Linked DNA regions of Homo sapiens: region 1 is linked to region 2. A link is a contact called in ENCODE Hi-C or POLR2A ChIA-PET data. All regions are on one chromosome and are shown on one strand. Each heading gives the region's core, a stretch centred on a gene start or an enhancer-like site at or near the end of the contact. The rest is flanking DNA. Distances are from core to core; before and after follow the strand shown. Region 1 overlaps CBFA2T2 (CBFA2/RUNX1 partner transcriptional co-repressor 2). Region 2 overlaps CBFA2T2 (CBFA2/RUNX1 partner transcriptional co-repressor 2).

What was found. A loop is a pair of places that touch in the nucleus more often than their neighbours do. ChIA-PET counts read pairs that join two places held with the same protein, here RNA polymerase II (POLR2A). Pooled maps may share reads with other maps.
Region 1: a pooled map shows a loop between it and region 2 (3-fold over the local background). The contact joins two enhancer-like sites. A Hi-C loop is called at or near these places in 2 of 168 maps with a recorded cell type or tissue (OCI-LY7 and PC-3), 10 of 37 single-sample maps with no recorded cell type and 10 of 50 pooled maps. POLR2A ChIA-PET finds 5 or more read pairs at or near these places in 9 of 52 experiments (BJ, CD8-positive, alpha-beta memory T cell, Caco-2 and 6 more).

Annotation. Positions count from the first base shown.
Region 1 is chr20:33,645,817-33,649,352 of GRCh38, forward strand. CBFA2T2 (CBFA2/RUNX1 partner transcriptional co-repressor 2) reads left to right here. Exons shown (of 11, transcript NM_001032999.3): 11 at 1-3,536. Among named protein-coding and RNA genes, the nearest start is that of C20orf144, 15 kb to the right of the region's middle. Within about 2 kb of position 1,940, at least 8 of the 41 ENCODE cell types and tissues checked have a DNase peak (open chromatin) inside an H3K27ac peak, as active enhancers do.
Region 2 is chr20:33,553,619-33,557,571 of GRCh38, forward strand. All of the region lies in intron 1 of CBFA2T2 (CBFA2/RUNX1 partner transcriptional co-repressor 2), which reads left to right. Among named protein-coding and RNA genes, the nearest start is that of CBFA2T2, 65 kb to the left of the region's middle. RefSeq lists enhancers at 1,562-1,721, 3,467-3,953. Within about 2 kb of position 1,498, at least 13 of the 41 ENCODE cell types and tissues checked have a DNase peak (open chromatin) inside an H3K27ac peak, as active enhancers do.

The sequences.
Region 1 (3,536 bases), core at 690-3,189, 93 kb after region 2:
GTTATCTGATAGCGTCCCTCCTTGAGCTCATCAGAAAGGTTTTATGAAATGTGAACCATTTTGGGAAAAGCTGATCAATTTTTCTTCCTAGCTTCCCATTTTCAAATGGGACATCACTCATATCCCTTTCAGAATGTTAGGAACTGCCTCCCACATTCTTCCCTGTCTTTTTGGGTTTTGTTTTTTGTTGTTGTGGTGGTTTTTTAACACAAAGTCTCACTCTGTTGCCCAGGCTGGAGTGCAGTGGCATGATCTTGGCTCACTGCAACCTCTGCCTTCCAGGTTCAAGCAATTCTCCTGCCTCAGCCTCCCGAGTAGCTGAGATTACAGGCGCCCACCACCACGCCCAGCTAATTTTTGTATTTTTAGTAGAGACAGGGTTTCACCATGTTGGCCAGGCTGATCTCGAACTCCTGACCTCAGGTGACCTGCCTTGGCCTCCCAAAGTGCAGGGATTACAAGCGTGAGCCACCATGCCCGGCCTGTCTTTTTGGTTTTGATGGGAGTCTGAGGACCCCGACCCCTCCTGCTCTCCATCTTTGAGCCTCTGGCATCCTCTCACACCCAGAAATCAGTTGGAGTAAGTTTAATTGGCCCTGCTCCAGCTGGCCTTTGAAGCACAAGTTTAAATCTCCACCTTCTGTGCACTGACCAGAGTCTAAAATAAAAGTTGTCAGTACCATAAAGGAAAAGGGATCCACACAGGTAGCCTTCTCCTTGGATACAGGTACATCTTACTGTAAGAATTTCAAGTCCTGGCTGGGCGCAGTGGCTCACTCCTGTAATCCCAGCACTTTGAGAGACCGAGGCAGGCAGATCACTTGAGGTCAGGAATTCAAGACCAACCTGGCCAACATGGTGAAACCCTGTCTCTAATAAAAAAAAAATAGAAAAATCAGCCGGGTGTGGTGGCACACACCTGTAATCCTAGCTACTCAGGAGGCTGAGGCAAGAGAATCTCTTGAACCTGTGAGCCAGAGGTTGCAGTGAGCCGAGATTCCACCACTGCACTCCAGCCTGGGCAACAGAGCAAAACTCTGTCTCAAAAAAAAAAAAAAAAAGGCAAAATTAAAGAATTTCAAGTCCCTAATTTACTCTAACCAAGCATTTTCAGTCTTACAAAGAAATCTAGTGCACGACACCTTTAAAATGCCTAGATTTCCATTGCCTAAAGTAAGGTGTGACCAGTGAAACAACAGCAGAGAATCATGTTCCTTTGCTGTGGAACACATAAGCCCCACAGTTTTCCAGTCAGCCTAATACATGGGTATCCCCCGACCCCATCTGCCTCCTTAAGCCACAGTCCTTGGTGGGGAACTCTAAGGGGGACGGAGTCAGTACCCCGGACAGGGCCACATTTGCATGAGACATGGCTGTCTCACAGGTCACAGAGCCATTACAACAGCTTACTAGTTTTTCATGGATTTGTTGGATTAACACCTTAAGCAGGTTTTTTATTGTTATTTTGTTTGTTTGTTTGTTTTGAGACGGGAGTTTCTCTCTTGTCTCCCAGGCTGGAGTGCAATCGCGCAATCTCGGCTCACGGTAACCTCTGCCTCCCAGGTTCAAGCGAGTCTCCTGCCTCAGCCTTCTGAGTAGCTGGGATTACAGGCATGCGCCACCACGCCCAACTAATTTTGTATTTTTAGTAGAGACGGGGTTTCTCCTTGTTGGTCAGGCTGGTCTCAAACCCCGGACCTCAGGTGATCCCCCCACCTTGGCCTCCCAAAGTGCCAGGATTACAGGCATGAGCCACTGTGTCCGGTCTTGAGCAGGTTTTTAAAATCTCCAGTGGCCATAAAACTAGCCAGGGTAGCTCATGCTTTTACTGGTTGGAATAAGGAGCCAAAACCAACAAAATAATATTTATTAGGGCTCGATGCCCATTTCTGTGGCTAAGGCTTAGGTTTGGTGTGCAGAGCCTGGCCTGCTCTTGTGGGCTGTGGTTGCTGTGACAGTTTCGTTTTCTGAATCTTTGTAATGCTCTTCCACCCTGCTCGTGCTGCCCAGAGGCTGATCTGCAAACCTGGGCAGTATTCCACACTGAAGCTCAGTTTGCAAACCTTCTGCTGTGTTAATTCTGGTCAGTTTCACACAGAAGTCACGAGGGCCTCTGCCCAGGACCTTCTATTCACATTTCAAGAATCCCTTTCTGAAATTCTCCAACTCTCTGGTCAGGAGGAGGAGCACCATTGGGGCGGGGTAGGCAGCTAGAGGCGCAGGAGCGAATCCAGGTTCCTTGCGTGGTTCCCAGCCTCTGCTGACAGCACCTCAGCTACCAGGTGGGGAGTGGAAATTCAGCCTGCTTAGAGGACTGACCTCTACAGTTCATATTTGCAGTGACATAAAAGGCAAAGAGGAGCTGGCATGGTGGTACAGAAGGTATCAGTCAAGCGCAGGCTCTTCAGAAACCTAGAAACTAAAAAGAGATGCAACATGTGACTGGCCATCAGCCAGACATGTCTAGGGTGAGACCAGTGCTCAGCACCACCCGCCAAGGAACACTGATGAGTTGTGGGACATTATGGTCGGCCAAGTGAGGAATGATTGCAGGGACCAGAGAAGACCAAAGATGCCAGATGTCCCCAGAGTTTCTTGAGGGCTGGGTTTCACGTCTTTGCTTGTCCTTTTTGTCCCCACTTGCCTGCACCGTGCCTGACTCATCCAGTGGGGAAGGTGACTCAAGAAGTTGTTTAAGCCTAGGCCTAGGCAGTCCACTTCGGGAGGTGGGGGCACTCCACACTGGGGGGCCCTGCAGCTCCAGGGCTGGTGCTCTAGCAGATCCGCTCAGGCACGGTTGGGTGACCGTGGGGTCACCGATTGCGTAGATTATTTCTAGGGCAGTGCTGGGTTAGAAATGTCTGTCTGGAAACAGGACACATCTTGCCACCACAAGTCCACACCTGGCCTTGGCTGCTGCCCGCTCTCTGCAGCGTGGATTTCCTTTGCCCATTTGGGCCAGAAGGTCACCAGGAGTTCATCACTGCTTAGTGTCAACTTGACATCTTCAGCTTCCAGACAGAAAACCCATGCTTTACTTTGTACAGCCCTGTCCCAGAGTTAGTAAGCCTCGGCTTGTCACCTGCTTGCAAAGGGTATAGACATCATTCTGGGTAGTTCTAGAGGATATCGCAACAAGTGCGTTTGAAGGTTCAGCACAGCTGGAATTGTACGGTAGTGAGCTCTTCAAAATGAAAACAGAATGACCGGATGGCCATCTGTCCTGGAAACTGTAGAATTGAATAAATCACTGAAAATAGAACACTTCTTGGAGGCTTTCTTCAGAACTGAACTAGAAACAAGGTTTCCAGGCTCCCAGGTCAGTAGACCAAACCAACTTCCTTAGATTTTTTTTTTTAAGCTGTTTGCAGAAAACTGGGTGGTAGCGTGTCTGAACCAAACGGAAGAATAGCCAGCGGAGCATGGACTGTTCCAGCACGGGCCAGATGGCCAGCTGTCGAGAGCAGCCCTGCCCAGATTGCGGTGGGGGCTGTGCCAGCGGCTCCGCAGGGCCCTTCCAACTCTGGAGTGTCTGT
Region 2 (3,953 bases), core at 248-2,747:
CAGGAAAGCAGCCATAGATAGACAATATGTAAAGGAATGGGCATGGTCCTTTTCCAGTGAAACTTTGTTTACTAAAACGCTAAGCAGGCTATAAGTTTGCTGACTTCTACTATAAATCATCATCCCCTGATCTTGTTGGACTTGAAAGCCCTTGTTATGCAATCTTGCAAATCCCCTCTTAGGGTTTTTTGAAAAATGATTTTATTTTTGTATGGTAGATGTTAAAGAGGTGATTTTTAAAAAGTCTGATCTTAAAGTAATGTAAAATACAATCTTAAATATATTAATTATATATTTTTAGTTTCTCCAGTTTACTAGTAGGCATATGCTTTTGTTAACTTTACATTTGTATTTAAGTAAAACATGATTCTTGATATTGATGTTAAAATAAAAAGATTGGTTTGGTTTTGGGATAGATTAAAATGTAGATTGAAATTTTACAATGCGTTTCATTTTCAAAAAAGACTATTTTTGCAACCTGATGCTTGAAATACCATATAATATTATTTTGTTCTTAAGTGACAGATGAAGAAACATTCCAGGTTGCTGTTTGCAGAACTTCTGTGCAAGTAAGGAGTTATTACAATGAAAAGCAAATTCACTATAAGCACCAGTGTTTATTTTTCTTACTTTTTTCTTTTTTTTTTTTTTTTTCAGACAGTGTTGCTCTGTCACCCAAGCTGGAGTGCAGAGGCATGATCTCAGCTCACTGCAGCCTTCGCCTCCTGGGTTCAAGTGATTCTCCTGCCTCAGTCTCCTGAGTGGGATTACAGGCTTGTGCCACCTGGCCCAGCTAGGTTTTGTATTTTTAGTAGAGACGGGGTTTCACCATGTTGACCAGGCTGTTCTCGAACTCCTGACCTCAAGTGATCTGCCCACCTCAGCCTCCTAAATTGCTGGGGTTACAGGGGTGAGCCACTGCGCCCGGCCTATTTTTCTTTTTTCTTTTCTTTTCTTTTCTTTCCTTTTCCTTTTTCTTTTCTTTTTTTTTTTTTTTTTTTTTTTGAGATGGAGTTTCGCTTTTGTTGTCCAGGTTGGAGTGCAGTGGAGTGATCTCAGCCTCCCAAATTGCTGGGGTTACAGGTGTGAGCCACTGCGCCTGGCTGTTTTTCTTTTTTAACGTTGTTTGAAAGTCTAGAATCATTTTTATGTGCTAGATGAGAGATTTGATCTGATAAATCAAACTCAGATGTCTGCATCTCAAGTGTATTTGTAGAATTATTTTTCTGTTTTCTATTAATTTAGATTGAATGTCAGAGTACCCATTATAGGTATTAAAATGAATATTACATAAGAAAAAATAACAACTTAAAAATGTTCAGAATTGTTTAAATAAAAACTTTAGACAGACATTTAGCAGAATTTAGGTGAGCATTAAAGGATTCAGGCAGCATTCAAAACTGGAAGAAGTTCAGAGAGCTCTGCTTTAGAAGCAGGCTTTTATAGGCTGAACGCTGTAGCAAAGTAAAGGAATTACTTGATTGGCTGTAGCTAGGCACTTGCCTTATTTGGATATGATCCAGTGGAAAGTCCCTAGTTAGAGGTTTGTTTTTGATTGGTTAAGCTTAAGTTTCATTTTATGTTTACATTGGGCTTCAGTTTGCTTACTAGGCACTGGAGCCAGCTGTCTCAGCCTAATGGCTGCCCAATTTAAAAAAAAAAAAACATTAAAATGGCATGTAGTTGTCATCATCAGAGTAAGAAACCAAAGAAGAGACCGTCATGAATGGGATCATTAGATCATGGACTGACACACATGTTCACTTAATACCCACAAGAGTGTCTTCACACTTTTTTGTCATGGATGGGACTTGTTTTCTGTTTTTTGTTTTGTTTTGTTTTTGATACAGTAAAATACTTAGGAGTTCTTGCAACTTTCTATAAGTTGTTTACATTTTACTCCAATTGCTTTATCATTGTGTGTATTTTGGAGGTACAGTTTTTTTCCTGAACCACTCTGAAAGTGGAAATATGCCCTTTTATCCCTAAATACTTAAATGCATATTTCCTGAAATCAAAGGCATTTTCTTACATAACCACACATAACCACAGTACAATTATCAAAATCAGAAAATGTAATAATGATACCATACTATTAACCTGATTCACAGACTATATTCAGGTTTTATAAATTATTTCAATAATGTCTTTTATAGCTCTTATACCTCAATCCAATTCAGTCTGTCATCACACACTGAATTTAACTGGCATGTCTCTTTCTTCCTTGCCTTTCCCCTTTCCTCTTTCCTTTTTTCTTCTTTCTTAGAGACAGGGTCTCATTCTGGTGCCCAGGCTAGGGTGCAGTGGTGCAATAATGGCTCACTGCAGCCTTGACCTCCTGGACTCAGGCAATCCCCCAACCTCAGCCTCCTGAATACTTGGGAATATAGGCACATGCCATTATGCCTGGCTAATTTTTTTTACTTTTTGTAGAGATGGAGTCTCACTACGTTGCTCCGGCTGGTCTCGAACTCCTTACCTTAAGTAAGCCACCTTCCTTGGCCTCCCAAAGTTTTGGGATTACAAATGTGAGCCACTGCGGCTCTTTAATTTTTCTTATTCTAAAACAGTTCTTCAGCCTGCCTGCCTCCTCTTCTCCCCTCCTGGTACTTTTCTTTTCTTGACCATTCCAATTTTGAATACAGACCAGTTGTTCTGTACTTAGTTTGGGTTTCGTTGCCGTTACCTTATGATTACATTAATGTTACGAATTTCAGGCTGGAATACTATAGAAGGGATGTATTCTCCTTAATGCCTCATTTAAGGAGGCACATAATCAGTGTGTCTCAATATTAGTGATTGGTTAATCATTGTATTAAGGTCATGTCTGCCAGGTTACTCCACTGCAAAAATTACTATCCTCTTTGTGATTAATAAGTAATTTGTTGGGTATATTTAGAGATGATGAAGTTGTCCTGTTTTTCATTAGTTTTCTATTCACTAGTAGTCTCAGCATCTAGTGGTGATTTTCTTTTTTCTAATTTTTAATTTTTTTTTGTAGAGACAAGGTCTCACTATGTTGCCCAAGCAGATTTTGAACTCCTGGCCTAAAGTGATTGTTCCACCTTGACCTCCCAGAGTGCTGACATTATAAGCATGAGCAGCTGCACCCTACTAGTGGTAATTTTCTAATTCCATCATTGTTTCTGCATTTACATATTGGCATTCTAATGAAGGAATGCTTTCCTTTCTTCCTTGTTGATTGGTTAAAAAAATTAAATATGGATTATGCTCTAATCCATTACTATCATTATTTATTTTGATGCTTAAATTGTTGCACAATTCCAGTGGTAGTCCCTTCTAACTGGCTTTAGTGTTCTTTTGACATACCCCTGTCATTTTTGAGCAGTCTCTTACTTTCTTGCCCAAGGTGTTGCATGCTTATCTTTTTTTTTTTTTTTTTTTTTTTTTTTTGAGACAGAGCCTCACTCTGTTGCCCCGGCTGGAGTGCAATGGCATGGTCTTGGCTCACTGCAACCTCCGCCTCCTGGGTTCAAGGGATTCTTCTGCCTCAGCCTCCCAAGTAGCTTGGATTACAGGTGCCTACCACCACGCCTGGCTAATTTTTGTATTTTTAGTAGAGACGGGTTTTCACCATGTTGGCCAGGCTGGTCTCGAACTGCTGACCTTGTGATCCGCCTGCCTTGGCCTCCCAAAGTGCTGGGATTACAGGCGTGAGCCACTGCGCCCAGCTGTGTGCTTATCTTTTACTTTCCCTGCCCTACCAGAGATCAGCTATTTCTCCAAGGATCCTTGGTTTTAGTAGAAAATGTAGTTTAGAAATCAAGATCTGGGTGTTCATTTATAGAAGGGGTCATTGCTTCTAGAACCTCTCAGCAAACAGCTAGGAAGTGTATGTATGAAAGTGTGTTTGCGTGTGTATTTCTATGTCTATATATTTTTTGAGAGACAGGGTCTCACTCTGTCACCCAGGGTGAAGTGCAGTGGTGGGA